Linked DNA regions of Homo sapiens: region 2 is linked to region 1. The links are chromatin contacts, found by Hi-C or POLR2A ChIA-PET in ENCODE. All regions are on one chromosome and are shown on one strand. Each heading gives the region's core, a stretch centred on a gene start or an enhancer-like site at or near the end of the contact. The rest is flanking DNA. Distances are from core to core; before and after follow the strand shown. Region 1 holds the start of EIF3F (eukaryotic translation initiation factor 3 subunit F). Region 2 holds the start of CYB5R2 (cytochrome b5 reductase 2).

What was found. A loop is a pair of places that touch in the nucleus more often than their neighbours do. ChIA-PET counts read pairs that join two places held with the same protein, here RNA polymerase II (POLR2A). Pooled maps may share reads with other maps.
Region 2: a map of ascending aorta shows a loop between it and region 1 (5-fold over the local background). The contact joins the promoter of CYB5R2 here to the promoter of EIF3F in region 1. A Hi-C loop is called at or near these places in 2 of 168 maps with a recorded cell type or tissue (ascending aorta and endothelial cell of umbilical vein), 4 of 37 single-sample maps with no recorded cell type and 13 of 50 pooled maps. POLR2A ChIA-PET finds 5 or more read pairs at or near these places in 1 of 52 experiments (WTC11).

Annotation. Positions count from the first base shown.
Region 1 is chr11:7,984,863-7,989,542 of GRCh38, forward strand. It overlaps EIF3F (eukaryotic translation initiation factor 3 subunit F), which reads left to right and starts at 2,475. Exons shown (of 8, transcript NM_003754.3): 1 at 2,475-2,854. The coding sequence starts at 2,491. RefSeq lists enhancers at 2,110-2,289, 2,173-2,712, 2,713-3,251, 2,720-2,769.
Region 2 is chr11:7,671,014-7,675,693 of GRCh38, forward strand. It overlaps CYB5R2 (cytochrome b5 reductase 2), which reads right to left and starts at 2,487. Exons shown (of 9, transcript NM_016229.5): 1 at 2,406-2,487; 2 at 1,735-1,878; 3 at 1,438-1,510. The coding sequence starts at 1,812. RefSeq lists enhancers at 2,100-2,149, 2,170-2,269 and a silencer at 2,790-2,999.

The DNA of each region.
Region 1 (4,680 bases), core at 1,225-3,724:
GTACAGTCTATTTTCTCTCTTCCCATACCTCTGCCCTTTCCCTGATGAACCCAGGCCCCAGATATCTCTCAGACAGCCACTGAAAAGCCAGCATTTGGGATATACACACTCTCATCCTGGCCAGTCAGCCTCCCAGAAAGACCACACCAACCATCTGTACTCTCCTGCTCCTGGGCTATGTTGCTAGAGAAAAACCACAAGAGTTGGCCAGATTCTCGAGCTCTCCAGGCTCAGGGGGTGCTCCCATAATTGATCAATGCCTTCAATAGCTCACTCTCAGACCCTCCTCCAAACACTGTCCATTCCCCCGAGGCTTATCCCTGCCCTTGCATTGCCATTCACAGCAGATCACCTTGCCTCAACTTACCTGAGAAAAATGTCATTTGCAGGAGGTCCTGCAACTTCCCTCTCTCCCCAATTCATCTCTGCTTCTTCATCCATCCCCTTCTCTTTTCTCCCAGAGAGAAATGTCTTTAAGACATCAATATAAAGGCAAAGTTATTGAAGGCAAAGTGTCCACACCAACCCAGATTAACACATAGATAGGAGGTCTCAAAGGTGTGCATGGTCAGTTGGGGGCAGCAACACTTCTTCAACTGGGTTCTGTCCTCTGGCCTTTTTCCCATGAGATGATCTCAATGGACTGACCTTGACTCAGGCAGACCCCTACTAAGCACCCAAAAGGGAGGCCAGGGCCCTGGGCAGTCTCTCCAGCATGCCTCTCAGCCTGTGCAAGACCATCTAGGCTTCTCAGTGTGGGTCCACCTTTTGCCCGTTTCATTAGATATTTTTTCACACTTGTATATTTAATATTTCTCTCTCGTCTATATTCTTATCCTCAGTTTAAAATATACTTGAAACACTGCCATCCTAAATTGGCTGCCTCTCAATCCTGCTGTTTCCCTGGCTATTTCCTTAAATGTCTCCTTTCCTTCCCAGAAAACTTCCTGAAAGAAAAGCTGGCACTTGCTGCTTTCAGTTCAGACTGGCCATTCTCTCACACCAGATTTCTAGTTTCTGTGCCCACCCCACCCTCAGTCCCACTGACGTTGCTCTACTAGGGTTGCTAAAGACTCCAGGTCATCAAATCCAAGAGTTACTTTTCAATCTTCTTCTGTTTGGCTGTTCACCTTTGTTTTGGTGAAAGAAAGAATGCATGTCTACACAGAGCATTTACAGGGGAGCAGCGTCATGTGAATTCTAATAATGGAAGATTTCTCCAAGGAGAAATCAACTCTTGGGCACAGAATCAGGGATAAGAAGTTCAACCTCACCTATCCACTTGCCAGCTGGACACTAGGACTTGACCTAATTAAGGGAGTTGACAGTTTTTTTGGTGTTTTGTTTTGTCTTTACAAGCAGATGTTATCACCCCATTATACCAAGAAGGAAATTGAGGCTCAGAAAAAACTTGTAGATTGCCCCAAGTTACACAGTGGGTTATGGTCAGAGCTCCCTCCATCACATAGTGATAATAGCTATGACTTAATAACTACTGTATATCAGGCATGTGCTAAGAGCTTTACAAGGCAATACCTCATATAATCCTCTCCTAAAGTACAGACTAGTTTATACACCTTATTACAACTCCACTTGAATGTGTAATGGACATCTCAAAGGTGACACATTCAGAAATGAAATCAGGATCTTTTCCCCAAAACCTGCTCTACCTACAGCTTTTGCTATCTCAATTGATGGTGACTTCATCCTACTAATCGCTCAGTACAAAAAAAAAAAAAAAAAATTGCAGTCCTCCTTGACTCCTCTCTTTCACACCTCATATACAATTTCTCAGGAAACCCTATTGAAACTACCTTCAAAATATATCCATAATCTTCCCACTTCTCAGAACTTCTACTGCTACCAGCCTGGTCCCAGCCACCATCATCTCTCACTTAGATTACCTAGTGGCCTCCCAGCAGGTCTCCCTGCTTTTCCCTCTCTCGCCTCCCTCTCCTCACCTCCCCTCACCCTCCAGTCTCTTCTCAAAGCAGCAGGAGAAATCCAGCTAAGTTCTCCTTCTCGCCCATTGCAGCCTCGAGCTTCTGGGCTCAAACGATCCTTCCGCCTCGGTCTCCCGAAGTGCTGAGATTACAGGCGTGAGCCACCGCGCCTGGCCTTAAAATCCTTTTTAAAGGCACTTTGACATCCATTATCTCATTTAAGTCTAAAACACGAATTTCGACCTCCGCGCTGCTTTCTGGTTCCACCTGGCGGCAGCTGCACAAAGTGTTTCTCTTCGAACGCCGTCCCAAGTTTTACCCGGAACTACTTAGCCCAGGGTTTCCTGAGTGCTCCTCGGGCCAAAAGCAGAGCGCACAAATTCCAGAAGAAATTACCAACGGCGGGACTATTTCAGTGCTCCGAGAAGTATCACCAGTAACCAATCAGCAAAAAGCTCTAGCTCACGTGGTGTATATTCAGCCTATCAAGCTCCTGATATTCATGAATGCTGTCATTTCCGCTTCCGCCTCCTTCTTTCTCGACAAGATGGCCACACCGGCGGTACCAGTAAGTGCTCCTCCGGCCACGCCAACCCCAGTCCCGGCGGCGGCCCCAGCCTCAGTTCCAGCGCCAACGCCAGCACCGGCTGCGGCTCCGGTTCCCGCTGCGGCTCCAGCCTCATCCTCAGACCCTGCGGCAGCAGCGGCTGCAACTGCGGCTCCTGGCCAGACCCCGGCCTCAGCGCAAGCTCCAGCGCAGACCCCAGCGCCCGCTCTGCCTGGTCCTGCTCTTCCAGGGCCCTTCCCCGGCGGCCGCGTGGTCAGGCTGCACCCAGTCATTTTGGCCTCCATTGTGGACAGCTACGAGAGACGCAACGAGGGTGCTGCCCGAGTTATCGGGACCCTGTTGGGTGAGTGGTCAGAGAAAGTTAACATTCTTTTCTTCCTCCCACTTCTCATTTATCTCACTCCCCTAACTCATTAATTCTTTAATTCCTGGTGTCCTACCGTCCTTTCCTCCCATCCCCAATGACCTCTTAATCTATATCTGCATCCTACCTTTTGCTGTGACTTATCTTCTCAAGCACTTGCATCTCTCCTCTCTCTCCTGCCGGATTGCTGTCACTTTAAGCGACATAAAATACACAAGGAGTAGTTGTGTCATTTACTGAATATTTTATGCCAGTGGTTTACATTTATGCCAGTGGTTTACATTTTACATAAACAGCAGTTTATGGCAAGTATGATGGGCTGCATCTACCAAAAATGAGTTCACACGCCGAGTGGGAAGTCAGGAACCCTTGACTCCCTATACCAGTGACCACATATTTCTCCCTTATCCACTGACTAAATGTCATCGTTTTCCAGGTATTGACAAAGTTTTCTAACCAGTTGTCAAAGGAGTGGGGACGTTTGTAAAAAAACATTCCTCCCAACAAGTAAACCGGTTTGGTTGGAACCCGCTTGGGATTTTATAGTGTTCTGCTGTCCTAAACGTCTGAGCCTGATCTGTGTCCCTCAGTGTCCCCTAATATTAGTACCTAATGTGAGAAACCCTGTTCCCCCATTTTGCATTTGGACGCAAACAGTTGTATTATCTGTTTATATTTCTGCCCTTAACCTTCAGGTCGAAAAATGACCCATTCTCTGCCTGTGTTCCAAATTTGGGGAATAGATATTTTATGTTAAAGTAGTTTGTAAAATGGAAAAGCACTAAAGAGGGATTGTTGATAATAAATTCCTTTCTGGAGACTATGCTGGTCCCATGAAATTCGTTTCCATTCCATCTTAGTGCCAGATTTTAAATAGCTTTGTGAATCCACTTTATTTACAAGCATTCTTTCTCTTTCATACTCTTGAACATCTACTAGTTCTTACACCATAGAAGACAGTTGGTATATTGCAAAGCAGACAAGATTTGTAAGCAGACCTCACAAAACATTTGCCATGTGACTTGGGGCAGATTACCTAAAATCTGTTCTGTCAGGAGCTACTTTAGACTTAGTCTTTGTGAGAGCTAAATTAAAAACTTCTGACTATGCTGGCACACATTAGGTACAGCTGTTAGTTGCCATTCACATCAGGCCTGGACCACCCCAATGCATACAGACACACATTTTCTCTCCTTTATCTATCTTTGACGGTATAGCATTTTACAGAAACTTAAATTCATATCTTCTGAACATTGCTTGTCTTTTCTCAGACCAAGCTTTTGCGTTCTCTTTGCCACAAGTGCTTTTCCTGCTGTCCTTCATTTGTTTAAGCTCTACCTACCTTCCACGTTCCCAGCAACAGCATTAAGTGCCGGTCCTCCATCCCATACCCGGACCCTCACTCCATTCTTAACCTTCCACAGCATGATGGTGTTCTGTAACTGTGCCCTGCTCTGAGCTTCTGTAATAAATTATTTTTGCATCACTGACTTGACACTCAGCAAATACTTACTCTTTTGGCTGCACTTTCTAATTTTCCAAGCTCGCTAAAGCTATTTAAAGAAACTAATTCATTACCCATGATTTATGCTTTAGCGCCCCAAATATTCCAGTGATCCAGTCAGACCAGGTATAATCTAATCTACATCCTCAGATCCTCTTCCAGACTGGAATCATGGTACAGTGCTATAGGTGTTATAGAGGCAATACTTACAGAAGAATAAAGAATAGATTCTGCTTGCTATGAACTTATTTCCTTAGATATACACAAAACATTTCATTTGTCTAAATGAAGTCATTGGTGC
Region 2 (4,680 bases), core at 1,237-3,736, 310 kb before region 1:
AGAAAAAAGCAGGCAGAGTAGGCACTAGAGGGGCTGGTCCCTGAAGCTGATTCAAGGGGATGAGCCAAGTCTTTGAGGTGCCAACACTCTGGGCTCAGAACAGGCTCAATGACTCTGGTCATGGTCCCTCTGGGCACCAGGGATAGCCAGGAGTAAGTGAGACACCTAGCTTCCTTCTGAGAACCTGAAACTGGAAACCTGGAAAGGCTCTTTCATATGCAGCCACCTAGGCCTGGCCTGAGGGTGTCCCCAGGGCAAATGGGGCTCCCTGGCTGGTCCTTCAAGCCCCATCTCTAACTTGCTTCACTTCCACTGGGCTGGGACGAAGCAGCGAACTCTGAGGCCTCATATTAGACTCTCCCAGAGGCCTCTACATTACCTTGTCCCACTAACTTTGCACGGCCTAGGCCAAGGCTGAGGAGATAGTGGGTCAAGGCAGTTTCTAAGCAATTCTCTATCTCAAAGTTTTTCATTCTTTTAGGCTTCCTGCCAACAGGACCTGCCTGACAGGCCGAGCAGGGAGCTGAGAGACGGCACGCACAACACTGAGCTCTCGTGCATAGAGATGGAGTGAGGGAACAGCAAGGAGGCTCAGGGGCCCAGCGAGCTGGCTAGAGTGTAATCTCACCACCTGATAGAGCTGAGGTCAAGGTTTTGGCCTGTGCATATAAGACAAATAGGCCACGGAGTAGGATCCACCAGGCAGGCAAGCAGCACTAGCAGATTATACAAAGCTGCTCTGAATCCCTGATTCTAGCAGTTTTCTACTGCACTAAGACTGACTCAGCTATCTAGTGGTGTTACAGATTAGAAATGGGATAACTCAACTCTAGGACTCCTAGGGCTGGAATCTGCAACTCGTAGGGCTGGTCCCTCCTTATGTGGGTCTGAGGCCCCTGCAGAGAATCTAAGTGACCTTGGGGGCAGGGCACACCTGACTCATTCCTGCCTACCCGCACATTCTGGGCCTTTCCCCGACCACTGGTTCCTCCCATCCCTCCCAGGTGCACAATACTTTGTAGTTTCTGAATTTTCATATCCATCAGTCACTCTACTTTCACAACAACCCAAGTGAGGTAGACAGGCAGGCCTGGGAAATCCCATTTCATAGACTGAGGCTCAGAGAGATTGAAGGACTTCCCTTAAGTTCCCCAGCAAGGAGCCTTCCATGAGATTTTAGGCCTTTTGGCTCTAGGTTCAGTTCTTTTCAATGCTCACTGAGGTACCACTCTCGTGTCAGCCCAATTGGAATAATGAAGAAAAGAAATTTTCTGTCCCACATCCATCCCCCTATCTATCTCCCTGAGCTCACAGGCTCAGGAGGAGCAAGAGGGCATCTTCCACACCTCAGGACGTGGGAAACCTGTGTTTCTGTTAAGAGAGGAGGGCCTAGCCCCCAGAGGCCCCAGTCCTGGTGATGACCCAAGCCCGGCTCACCTACAGGAAGCCCTAAGACATGGTCCGGCGAAGGCAGTCCAAAGCGGAACCTCCGGGTGTTGTGGCTGATTTTCTGATAAAACAAAACATAGGCAGGTTCTGTCAGCTTTCTAGAAGCCTTGCTGGGCAGCTGAGATGCCTGGGAAAGGAGGTCCGTTTGGCGCTATTCCAGCACACACACACACACACACAGGGCGGCGGGGAGTGAACTGGAGGCCATGAGATGACTGTCTGGATGCCCTGCCATCCCAGCCATCATCCACTTACTGCCTTCCACCCACAGGGCTGACCCATTACCTCTTTCTCAATCAAGGGCAGCGGGTACTTGGCTTCAGGGTCCTGTAAGGTGATTGGCTCTCTCCTCCTGGAGTTCATGCTCTTCAGGACCAACACGAGCACAGTGACCCCAGTGACGGTGATGGTCAGGAGCAGGGACGGGTCCTGGCAGACACAATGTGAACAGAGCACCTCAGGTCTTGCCCGCCCTGGACAGGGCAGCTCTCAGGCGCAGAACACCCTCCCCACACCAAAGGCACAGGAGCTGAGCTCTGCCTGCAGGAAATAGGCAAAGAGAACAGTAGTGACACAGAAGGCGGCTGGGAGAGCCTGTCGTGGACCAGAGGGTAGGGAGGGGTCAGCTGCAGGTCACACAGGAAGGATGTTTCAGGCCCCTGGAGCAGGCAGCACACATGGCCTGGGGTGCTCAGGTCACTAGGCCCCTCCTGGCTACAGCCAAAGGTTCATACACTGGAAGTCCCTTCCTTGAGGTGAAGGGGGAGGACATCACCCCTAACACACAATCCGGAATGAGGGGCCCAGTCCCTAAAGACAGAACTAGGGTGCGTAGCTCTAAGAGGTGCCCCGTGACTTAGGGCCTGGGGACTCCCCAACAGTCTCCTGGACAGGGCGAAGGGGGCCTGGGCACTCAACTGCCAGAGACTCGGGAGCCTCCCCGCATCTGTCCCTACCCTACAAGGCCGCCCTGCTCCTCTCCCAACTCAAGCCCGACAGGGAAAGTTGCCTCTCCTCCCGCCGGGTCACTGGAGTCTCAGCCTTCCGGAATCCGAGCCGGCCCGCCCCACTCCCCGCCCTTCGCGGTCCCGCCCACGACCTCTCCCCACGCCTCCCGCTCCGGCCCCCAACCTCCCGGTCGGACGTTCGTTCCCGGCTCTAGCCGGCCTCCGCGCCTCTGGCCTCTTTCCTTCCGGCCGTCCCGACGGAGATATTTCTTCAATACTCCATAAATACACCCCGCCGCGGAACCCACCCGGAGTGAGACGCCCAACACGTCGTCGAACTGGGGTTGGCCGGGGGCCGCTCCCCGCCGCGGGCCCGCAGACTCGTGGCGTCGCCCCGCAGCTCCGCCTGGCCGACGGGGAACCGGCCGAGACCCGGACACGCACGCCCGGGAGGACAAAAGCGCGGGCGGACCCCGCAGGCTGGGACCCCGGCGGCTGGCCCGCTCCCCGAGAAGGGCCGTGGTCGGGGGGCTCTCACTCACGAGCCGCTGGCTCTGGGTCAGCCCTGCCCCCAGGGCAGCGCTCCATCATGAGGCTGGCGGGGCGCTGAGCCGTGGCGTCCTCGCTCCTGCGCTGCCCCTCTGCATCCTGGCCCCTTCCCTGCACACGCAGAGCTGCCACACTGAGCGCCCCTCAGCTTACTTAAGCTCGGCAAGGCTGGAGAAGGCCGTCTGGGTGACCGGGCGGAGGGGGATGCTGGGGAAGGAAGAATTCAGGCAGCTGCAAAGAGCGCGCGAATATATTCATTCGACATACCTCATGGGCGCCTACCCTGGGCCTGGTCCGGGGCGGGTGTTTGCGGGGTGGGGCCGAAGCAGGGGCGTCGCCGAGTTGAAGACGTGTACTCCGAGCGCTCCTGCGTTCATTCATTCGCTGGGTGGAGAGAGGAAGGACAAGAGCCCCGCGCCGATCGGAGGGGAGCAGAATAGTAGGCACAGTTAGAGGGTCTTCACGGTGCGTTTCGGAACCTTGGCTGCCCGGCTCGCCCTTGATTACAGGCAAAGGCAAATTCTTGCCTCAGGACCTGTGTGAAACAGAGAAGCCCAGAAGCAGATCCCCACCTGTTTGACTCTGCTAGGGCTGCTGTAACAAAGTGCCGCAGACTGAGCGGCTTAAACAACAAAAATTTATTGTCTCGCAGGTCTGGGGGCTGGAAGTCCAAAATCAAGGTGTGGGCAGAGTGGGTTCCTTCTGAGGGCTGTGAGGGAAGGATCTGTTCCATGCCTCTCCTAGGTTTGTAGGAGAGGGGCTAGGAGAAGGGGCATCTTCTTCCTATGTCTCCACATTTTCATCCCTCTGTGTGTGTCCCTGTGTCCAAATTTCCCCTTTTATGAAGACACCAGTCATATTCAATTAGGGTCCATCCTAATGACCTTGTTTTAACTTGATTACCTATGTAAAGGCTCTACCTTCAAATAAGGTCATATCCTTAGGTACTGGGGCTTAGGGCTTCAACATAAGAATCAGGGTGAAAACAATAACCCATAACACTTTACCAACCCTTCTCCCCAAGACACACACCACCACAGGCTCAAAAATTCTTGCTGTGTGAATGAATAAACAAACTTAATTTTCTCTCTTTGACTTAATCAAATGCCTTTACTTTTGATTTACCTGCAGGTGCTTGGTTATTATAGGCAGATATTTTAATTTTTGACAATGCGATAAGTGTAAAATGATGTATCAGGAATCCAATTTGCATTACCTAATAACTGCTAATAAGTTTGAGCACCTTTCATATATTTATTTCCCATGGAGTTTCCTTTTCAGAAAAAAAAAAATGCCTGCTCATAAATTTTGCTCATTTTTCTGTTGTCTTTTTCTTACTGATTTTTAGGGGTTTTATATGTTTTAGATATCCCTTCTTTGCCAGTTACATGAATTAGTAATGTTTTCTCGTAATTTGTAACTTATTCTTTCTTTTTTCTTTCTTTCTTTTCTGTCCCACCTTTTTGTGGTGTAGTCTGATGAATAGAAATTTGAATTGCAGTATAACCAAATATACCAATCTTCAATTTTTTTGCCGTTATGGTTAGTGATTTTTGTGACTTGTCTATTTCTACCCAAGCCCTTAAAGATATTCTATATTTTCCCCAACAAGATTTAAAGATTTTCCTTTCACATTTAAGTTTTTCAACCACTTGGAATTGATTTCTGTGTAGGATGTGAGGCAGGGATACAATTTCATTTTTCCATGTGGCTAATGTGTGTTTTTCAGTAACAT